Regions from separate parts of the Homo sapiens genome. Here region 2 is linked to region 1. A link is a loop called in an ENCODE intact Hi-C map of the cell type or tissue named here. Cell type or tissue: endothelial cell of umbilical vein. All regions are shown on one strand. Each heading gives the region's core, and the rest is flanking DNA. Links, peaks and the distances in the headings are about the cores only. Region 1 overlaps TBC1D22B (TBC1 domain family member 22B). Region 2 overlaps TMEM217B (transmembrane protein 217B).

Region 1 (4,386 bases), core at 180-4,179:
TGAAATCAAAGAAATTTTCCAGGCCATCTTCAGGGATCTGAGTATAATTCATTGAACATGAGACCTGAAGTATCATTTTCTAAAACTGAACGAACAAATGCCAAGGAAGAGAAAGATATGTTGGACCTGATGGGACTAGCATGAGAAATGGCCTGTCCAGTGTTGTAGTGAGATCTTCAAGAACAAATATGTTCTTGAAGGGACATATTTGCCCACCTGACACAGACAGTAGAGGGGCAGGCCCTTGTTTCTTAACATCAGGTTAGCCTGGTCCTCACTTGGCCTTAAAGACCCCATTGAAGACACTCGAATCTATCTTTCTCTCTCCATTTTTAGATAAGACCTCTGGACTTTCTTCACCTTTTGTTTTACAGAAGAGGATGTGGAGAACTTTGACGTGACCAACTTGTCTCAAGACATGCTGCGAAGCATTGAGGCTGACAGCTTTTGGTGCATGAGCAAGCTGCTGGATGGAATCCAGGTGAGCTGCTTCTGCCCTTGTGGGAACAAACGTCTAGGTCCAGAGGCTCCCAGCAGGGCTTTGGTTTCTTTCTTGCTCTTCTGTATCAGGCAGGACCACCCACCCACCCACTATGGCTCCTCCTCCTTTTCATCCATCTCTATCCTTCTTCATTGGCTTTACAGCTTTCAAACAGCAATGGTGGGTCGGGCACGGTGGCTCACGCCTGTAATCCCAACACTTTGGGAGGCCAAGACTGGAGGATCGCTTGAGCTCAGGAGTTCAAAACCAGCCTAGGCAACATAGAGAGACCCCTTCTCTACAAAAAATTTTAAAATTAGCCAGGCGTGGTGGCGTGTGCCTATAGTACCAGGTCCTCAGTGGGCTAAGGTGGGAGGATCACTTGAGCCTAGGAGGTCAAAGCTGTAGTGAGCCATGATCACACCACTGCACTCCAGCCTGGGCGATAGAGTGAGACCCTATCTCAAAAAAAAAAAAAACAAAACAGTGATGGTGTAGTGTCCCTTGGAGTCTGCAGAAATCTCCATGTTGCCTTGACTTCGTCTTTGGAGTAGACTGCTCCTTTCTGCTCTGTACCCCAAGCACATGGGTTTGCTTCCACACTGCAGGGCTCCATTGGGCTTTCCCCCAACACTGTTGTTCTGTAGATTTCTTTGTTTCCCAGAACACTGTCACTGGCCATTGGTACTAGCTTTGGAAAATGGCCTGAACTTCTAAACGTGTTTCAGTGAATGTCAGGTGATAACACAAGTTAGAGTCCATGTTCATCCTGGGCTCTGTGTCATTTGCAGGATAACTACACCTTTGCACAACCAGGAATCCAGAAGAAGGTGAAGGCACTGGAAGAGCTTGTCAGCCGGATTGATGGTAGGTTCAGAGGGAGAAGAGTTCTCTAGCAATAGCAGAGTTGATTCTGTTATGAGGCGGTTGTGCTTGTGGGTCCTCTCCTCAGCTGTCTTCCTAGCCATGACCCTTTCCAGCGCACTGAGTGCTGCTGGCAGCACCGGGATCCTTCCACATCTCAGCAGGAAGGTGAAGTGAGAACTGTGCTGTTATATCAAGTTCTTCTTTCCCCTTGGTTTCCTATCACCAGGCTCTATCGGTTCTCCTTCAGCAGCTCTCTTCAGTACGCCCGTTCCCCACTTCCCCAGCCACAGCTCTGGTCCAGCTTCCTCCTCAGAGGGCTTGCCTTCTCCATACTCTTCTCTTCCAAACTATCTGTCACGCAATTGCATCTTTCTGCAGCTCTGTTCTGGCCACGTCCCTCTTCTGCTCTGAAGCCTCCCATAGCTCTCCATTGCCTTCAGCATCCAGCCTGTCGTCCGGCCTTGTCCTTCACGTTATGATGTAACTCATAACTCCTGGGCTTGATATGGGGTCCTCAGGCCTGGCTGATACCCCAGCAGGACTTTATACAGCTTCCCAGGACTTGTGTGGGGTGGGGAAATTGAGATGTGGCTCTTCCTAAGGCACATGTCTTTGAGGAACAGCCTTACAGGAATTCCTCAGCTTTGGCCTAGAGTCATAGAATGTTAGAACGAAAGGACAACTCAGGAAGCTCTGCTGTTGACTGATGTTTAAGTGAGGCATGGGGAGAGAAGTCGGTGGGATCTCTAACACTAGTGAAGTTGTAGTAGCTCCCATAGGACTCTGCCTGTCCTGACACCAGCTAACAAATGTTATTCCCAGGCTTTCCTACTCATTGGATTTTCTGCTTCACCCAAGCAAAGCCTTTCTCCCTTACCTGCTGCCCACCCCCACCCCCAACATTGTATATCTTTCTCTCTTCTTTCCCAGGTTCTCTTTTCATGAAAACCTTCATTGAGTTGTTCCACTCACTCTATTTTATGACTTAGCATTTCAATCTTCTGAACCCATTTGTTTATTCACAGTTACTTCCCGTATGTCACATGTGGAATTTTTTTTCCGCTGTGTCTTATCACCCTGGCCCAGCTGTTAGCCCTCACGTTTGGGCCCCTTGTGCAGGTCTCTTGACATCCCTCAACCGGAGCCTAGCACAGAGTGTATGCTGCCCTCTTCTGGGGGATAAGCTGGCTGCCAGAGGCTGGTCATCAATCAAGTTTCAACAGGCAGATGCTGTGGTTTCTGCCACTGTCTGCCCTATCCTTATTTTTTCCGCCCTTACAAATACGTGATACATAAAGGCATAATACTTTGGAATAGTGGATTTTTAAGTATATATATCTTGGATGTTTCTTTGCATTGTAGAAGTAATACTTCCTCATTAAAAAAATTTAAACAGGCTGGGGACGGTGACTCACACCTGTAATCCCAGCCGAGGCAGGAGGATCACTTGAGCCCAGGAGTTCAAGACCAGCCTGGGCAACATGGTGAGACCCCATCTCTACAAAAAATTTAAGAAGTAGCTGGGCATGGTGGCACACGACTGTAGTCCCAGCTACTCAGGAGGTTGAGATGGAAGGATCACTCGAGCCCAGGAGGTCAAGGCTACAGTGAGCCAAGATCGCACCACTGTATTCCAGCCAGGGTGATAAGGTAGGAATCCTTCCTCTCCTTAAATTCTTCTCCCCAGAAATAACTTGTTTTTTGAGATGGAGTCTTGCTCTGTCGCCCAGGCTAGAGTGCACTGGTGCGATCTTGGCTCACTACAGCCTTGACCTCCTGGCTCAAAGGATCTTCCCACCTCAGCCTCCTGAGTTGCTGGAATTATAGGTGCGCACCATGACGCCTGGCCAATTTTTGTATTTTCAGTAAAGACAGGCTTTTGTCATGTTGCCTAGCCTGGTCTTGAGCTCCTGGGCTCAACACTCCGCCCACCTCGGCCTCCCTAAGTGCTGGGATTACAGGTGTGAGCCACAGCACCTGGCCATAACCATTGTTAATAGTTCTTCTTTCAAGAATTGTTTGAAATATTTACCACATTCCAGGTGCCATTGTAAGCACTTTACTTGTGTGTTCTCATTTATCTTCCCTGAAACCCTCTGAGGTGTGAATGATTATTCCCATTTTATAGGGTAGGAAACTGAGGACAGTAATTTAGAAAACAATCCCACTAAGCATTATTTGGAGAGCTGTCCTGTGGAACAGCAATCAGGTTTGTTTGGGCTTGCCTGAGAATATCACACGAACACCAAAGGGTGGGAGTGAGGAGGCAGCTGGTTTTGTTGAATATGGTGAAGCGCTTTCTGGTGAATCACTTCATACATCAGTGGAAGAGGCTTCCCTTGAGTGGAGTTTGTGAGCCCCTTTCGCTGGCAGTGTTCACATCCCTGCTGGCTAGCCATCTGGCGGGGATGCTGAAGAGGAGTTCCTCGCCAGTAGGAGGGTGGCCAAGGTGACCTCCATGGTTCTTTTCAGTTCTGGCTTCTTCTCTGATGAGTACTAAGGTTGAGCAGCCAAGTGAACCTCATTATCCTCTGCTTTGTGGCCAGAGCGGCCCCACAAAGGAAGCGGGGCTCCTAGAACATCACTGGGGGATGTTAAAATAGTTCTGTCTGCTGGGCTGAGTTAACCATGCAGTGTTGCTGTGAGATGATGGAATCAAACATAAAGGACAGTCAGATGGCTGTCTGCCTCCTCTGTGTCTGCTTACCCATGGGAGGGGGCAGTAAGAAGTGGGAGCTGCTATTTTGGCTCCTGTGGCCCTTTCAGGGTCCAGTCCCCTAGGTTGATCCCCAATGATGCTTCCTGTTTCAGAGCAGGTACATAATCACTTCAGGAGGTACGAGGTAGAATACCTGCAGTTTGCCTTCCGCTGGATGAACAACCTGCTTATGCGGGAGCTTCCTCTTCGCTGCACCATCCGCCTGTGGGACACATATCAGGTAGGAGGGATTCCCCGGCCTCTCTGTGCCAGGCTGTCTCTGAGGTGTCCAGCTCTCTGCCATGTTGTGGAATGTAGCTGCTTAGAAGCTTCCCCTTCT
Region 2 (4,386 bases), core at 316-4,315, 92 kb before region 1:
AGCCCATATTACATGAAGTATTTTTTTTAACTTTAAGTTATAAATCTTGTTTAAAGTCGTCCTAAACTGAAAGTGTGTCTAAGTGTCTGGCAGAAGCAAATTCAAATCCTCTCTGGAGGATTGTACTTTTATGCTGGTCTTCATCCTCTAAGAATCTTCATCAGTAATTTTTCAGGGACAATGACAAGTACATAGTGAAAAATAACCAAGCACATAAGGAACAAGGCACTGTGAGAACAAGCTGAAACAACAGATAGCAATGGAACTGCAGTAATATCTGATCATCAAACAACTATGATTACTATATTTTTGCATTATTTAAAATTTTTGTTTTACTTTTATTATAGTATAATTCATGCATATATAATACACAGATATATATAATATATATACAAGATAAAATTTTACATCTTAACCATTTTTAAGTAGACAGTTTAGTAGTGTTAAGTATATTCATTTTGTTGTACAAACAATCTCTAGAACTTTTTCATCTTGCAAAACTGAAACTGTACACCCATTAAGCAACGAATTCCCATTTCCCCCTGCCCCAGCTCCTGGAAACTATCATTCTACTTTCTGTTTCTATTAATTTGACTACTCTGGACATGTCATGTAAGTGGAGTCTTTTTTTTTTTTTTGAGACGGAGTCTCGCTCTGTCGCCCAGGCTGGAATGCAGTGGTGCAATCTCAGCTCACTGTAACCTCCATCTCCTGGGTTCAAGCGATTCTCGTGCCTCAGCCTCCCAAGTAGCTGGGACTACAGGAGTGCACCACCACACCTGGCTAATTTTTGTATTTTTAGTAGAGACGGGGTTTCGCCATGTTGGTCAGGCTGGTCTCAAACTCCTGACCTCAGGTGATCCTCCCACCTCGGCCTCCCAAAGTGCTGGGATTACAGGGGTGAGCCACCCCACCTGGCCATGTAAGTAGAATCTTATAGCATTTGTGACTGGCTTATTTCTGTTAACATAATGTCCTCAAGGTTCATCTATGTTATAGAATGTGTCAGAATTTTCTTTGATTACTGCATTAAAATAAATAAAAGATAAACTGAAAATATATGAAGAAACAGGAAACCATAGAAAATGACCTAGTGTTACAGGATCTCTGGGGTGTCAATTTTCTGGCCAGAAACCTCTGTGGCCAGCGGCACCTTTGCCTGAGTTCTTGTTCTGTGTCCAAGATGAATGAGGTACACAGACAAGTGAAGGGTAAACAAGATGAAGATGAGCTTTAAGTGTTAGATCAGCTAAAAGGAGACTCGCAGTGGGTAGCTCCGCTCTGTAGGCAAGTCATGCTAATATCTGCTGTTCTCAGCAGGGAGAAGGCCCTGGAGAGGGTTGCTCCTCTATGCAGCTGATAGTCCTGACGTCTCTGCAGGTCTCTGAGGCTCTCAGAAGAGAGGGTAGTTCCTCTCTGTAGCTGGTCCTCCCATTGTCTCCTGCTATCAGCAGAGAGGATAGCTCCTCTCTGCAGCTGGTCGTCCTATCATCTCTCTGCTCTCTTCGTCCTCTAGCCATCCTCTGCCCTGCTCTGGCTAAGCCCAGGTCTTTTATGGACCTCAGAAGGGAGGAAGTGCACGCAGATTGGTACATCGGGGGCCATGGGCAGGCTGGAAGAGGCACCACTTAGGTCTGCAGGACTGGCGGCCTGGCCCCAGCCTTCAGGCTCTCCCTGGCCTGAGGGTGGGGCCTTACTGAGGACCCGCCCCCTTCCACCCGGGAATCGATACGCCTCCCGCTGCCATCCATGGCCCCCCCAGGGCTCGACCCCAACCCGGCTCCGAGATTTGAACTGGTGCCGGGATTGGAGAGAGGCCAGGCAGCGGGAGCAGACATCCGGGAGCCTGCAGGGACGGCAGGAAGCCGGGGAAGGGGGCCTCCTGGGGTCCCCGAGGGTGCAGGCTGCAGAGACGCCCGGGTCCTGCACCTAGGAGGTCCCGCCCCGCTAACTCGAAAGGGGCGGGTCTCCTACTTGTCCCTGGCTCCTGCCTGCTCAGTGAAGTGGGAGGCCCAGGTCTGCAGCCGTGGGTCCTGGCAGCTGCAGCTGCACCTGGGAGGGCAGATCCTGCCTATTCCCGGCCCTCCTCCAAGAGCACAGGGAGGCTTCGATGCACAGCCACAGTTTGGGCAGCTGCAGCCCGCCCAAGAGGGCGGGACTTCTGCCTGCTCCGTAGAGCCGGAGGTGGGGTCTACGGCTTTGGTTTGGGCGGCTGCAGTAGCACCCGGTGAGTTCCCGACTTAACTCAGAAGGGGCCGGGCTTCCACCGGCTCCATGGAGTGTGTAACCCTAGCCGCGCCTCCCTGCTGCAGCTGGAGTGACAGCCGGAGTGATGGTAGCAGCCACTGCCATTACTAGCTGATTTGAAAAAGAACCCAAATAGAATTTCTAGAGATGAAAAACTCAGTATCTGAAATTAAAAATTCAGTGGACATAAATGGTAGCAGGTTGGACACAGATTAAGGAATAATTAGTTAACCAGGAAACAAGATAAATCAGCAGAAATTATCCAGAATGTAGCACAGGGAGACAAAAAGATGGAAAATATGAAGGAGAAGTTAAGAGACATGAAAGACATAATAAGATGTTCTGATAGAGAAAGAGAGATGAGACAAAATGGGGGTAGCATATTTACAGAGAAAATAGCTGAGGATTTGCACAACTGAAAAAAAAACACCAATGCACAGATTCAAGAAACCTAACTGATTGCTAGAAGGATAAATGAAAGAAAATCTACACAAAACATATGGTACTCAAACTATGGAACACCACACACAAAAAGAAAATCTCAAAAGCAGCCAATGGGCTTTTTATTTAAAAGACCAACAGTTATAGACTTCTATAGGAAACAAAAATCCCATGGAATAATATTTTAATTGTGCTACACAAAGCAAAACAAACAAATAGAAACCCCTGCCAACCTAGGATTCTATACTCAACTCAAATATTTTTCTTTTTTTGAGACAGTATCTTGCTCTGTCGCCCAGGCTGGAGTACAGTGGCGTGATCTCAGTTCACCACAACCTCTGCCTCCCGGGTTCAAGCAATTATCCTGCCTCAGCCTCTCAGGTAGCTGGGATTACAAGCGTGTGCCACCATGCCCAGCTAATTTTTGCATTTTTAGTAGAGACGGGGTTTCACCATGTTGGTCAGGCTGCTCTCAAACTCCTGACCTCAGGTGATCTGCCACCTTGGCCTCCCAAAGTGCTGGGATTACAGGCGTGAGCCACTGCACCTAGCCCATTTTTCTTATTTATATATTTATTTATAGAGATGGAGTCTTGCTGTGTTGCCCAGGCCAGAATGGAGTAATGCAATCATAGCTCACTGCAGCCTCAAACTCCTGAGCTCAACAGAGCCTCCTGCCTCAGCCTTTTTTTTTTTTTCTGGAGACAGGATCTCACTCTGTCACCAGGCTGGAATGCAGTGGCACGATCTCAGCTCACTGCAACCTCCGCCTCCTGGGTTCAAGCGATTCTCCTGCCTCAGCCTCCCGAGTAGCTGGGACTACAGGCGCCCACCACCATGCCTGGCTCATTTTTTTGTATTTTTAGTAGAGACAGAGTTTTACCATGTTGGCCAGGCTGGTCTTGAACTCCTGACCTCAAATGATCCGCCTGCCTCGGCCTCCCAAAGTGCTGGGATTACAGGCGTGAGCCACCGCGCCCGGCCTCTGCCTCAGCCTTTTAACTAGCTGGGACCACAGGTGCATACTACCACATGCAGCTCATTAAAAAAGAAATTTTTTTTAGCTGGGTGCAGTGGCTCATGCCTGTAATCCCAGCACTTTGGGAGGCTGAGGTGGGCGGATCATGAGGTCAGGAGATCGAGACCATCCTGGCTAACATGATGAAACCCTGTCTCTACTAAAAATACAAAAAATTAGCCGGGCGTGGTGGCGGGCACCTGTGGTCCCAGCTACTCGGGAGGCTGAGTCAGGAGAATGGCGTGAACCCAGGAGGCAGAGCTTGCAGTGAGCCAAGATCACACCACTGCACTCCAGGCTGGGTGACAGAGCGAGACTCCTCTCAAAAACAAACAAACAAACGAAAAAAAAACCTTTTATTTTTGGAGAGACAGCATCTCGCCATGTTACCCAGGCTGGTCTCAAACTCCTGGCCTCAAGTGACCCTCCCACCTCAGCCTTCTGAGCAGCTGGGATTACAGGAGTGAGCCACTGTAAATATTTTTCTAAAATATTTTTCAAGATTGAGAGCACACAGTATGATGATAACCTTTTCATAAAAATCAAAACCAAGCAAAATTTAAGAATATATTTTTTGGCCATACATATATATGTGAATAAAACTTTATTATAAAAGTAAGGGAAGACCAGTCATGGTGGCTCATGCCTGTAATCCCAGCACTTTGGGAAGCTGAGGCAGG

Evidence for each region. A loop is a pair of places that touch in the nucleus more often than their neighbours do. Peaks named below come from ENCODE experiments on the same cell type or tissue, not always from the same donor. Only the 100,000 strongest peaks of a DNase experiment are listed, where the experiment ranks them.
Region 2: it touches region 1 in a loop (5-fold over the local background); 6 of 110 quality-filtered maps call a loop at or near these places.

Annotation. Positions count from the first base shown.
Region 1 is chr6:37,312,544-37,316,929 of GRCh38, forward strand. It overlaps TBC1D22B (TBC1 domain family member 22B), which reads left to right. Exons shown (of 13, transcript NM_017772.4): 9 at 375-481; 10 at 1,273-1,348; 11 at 4,160-4,287. Among named protein-coding and RNA genes, the nearest start is that of RNF8, 39 kb to the right of the region's middle. RefSeq lists an enhancer at 2,290-2,584. In endothelial cell of umbilical vein, for the core only: a CTCF peak has its summit at 2,511 (motif pointing left); a DNase peak (open chromatin) is centred at 2,448; H3K27ac peaks cover 573 bases.
Region 2 is chr6:37,220,567-37,224,952 of GRCh38, forward strand. The region is part of intron 1 of TMEM217B (transmembrane protein 217B); the gene reads right to left. The region is part of intron 1 of TMEM217 (transmembrane protein 217); the gene reads right to left. Among named protein-coding and RNA genes, the nearest start is that of TBC1D22B, 35 kb to the right of the region's middle. RefSeq lists an enhancer at 1,330-1,469 and silencers at 1,670-1,929, 2,300-2,349. In endothelial cell of umbilical vein, for the core only: no CTCF peak of the experiment used is centred there; a DNase peak (open chromatin) is centred at 2,105; H3K4me3 peaks cover 812 bases.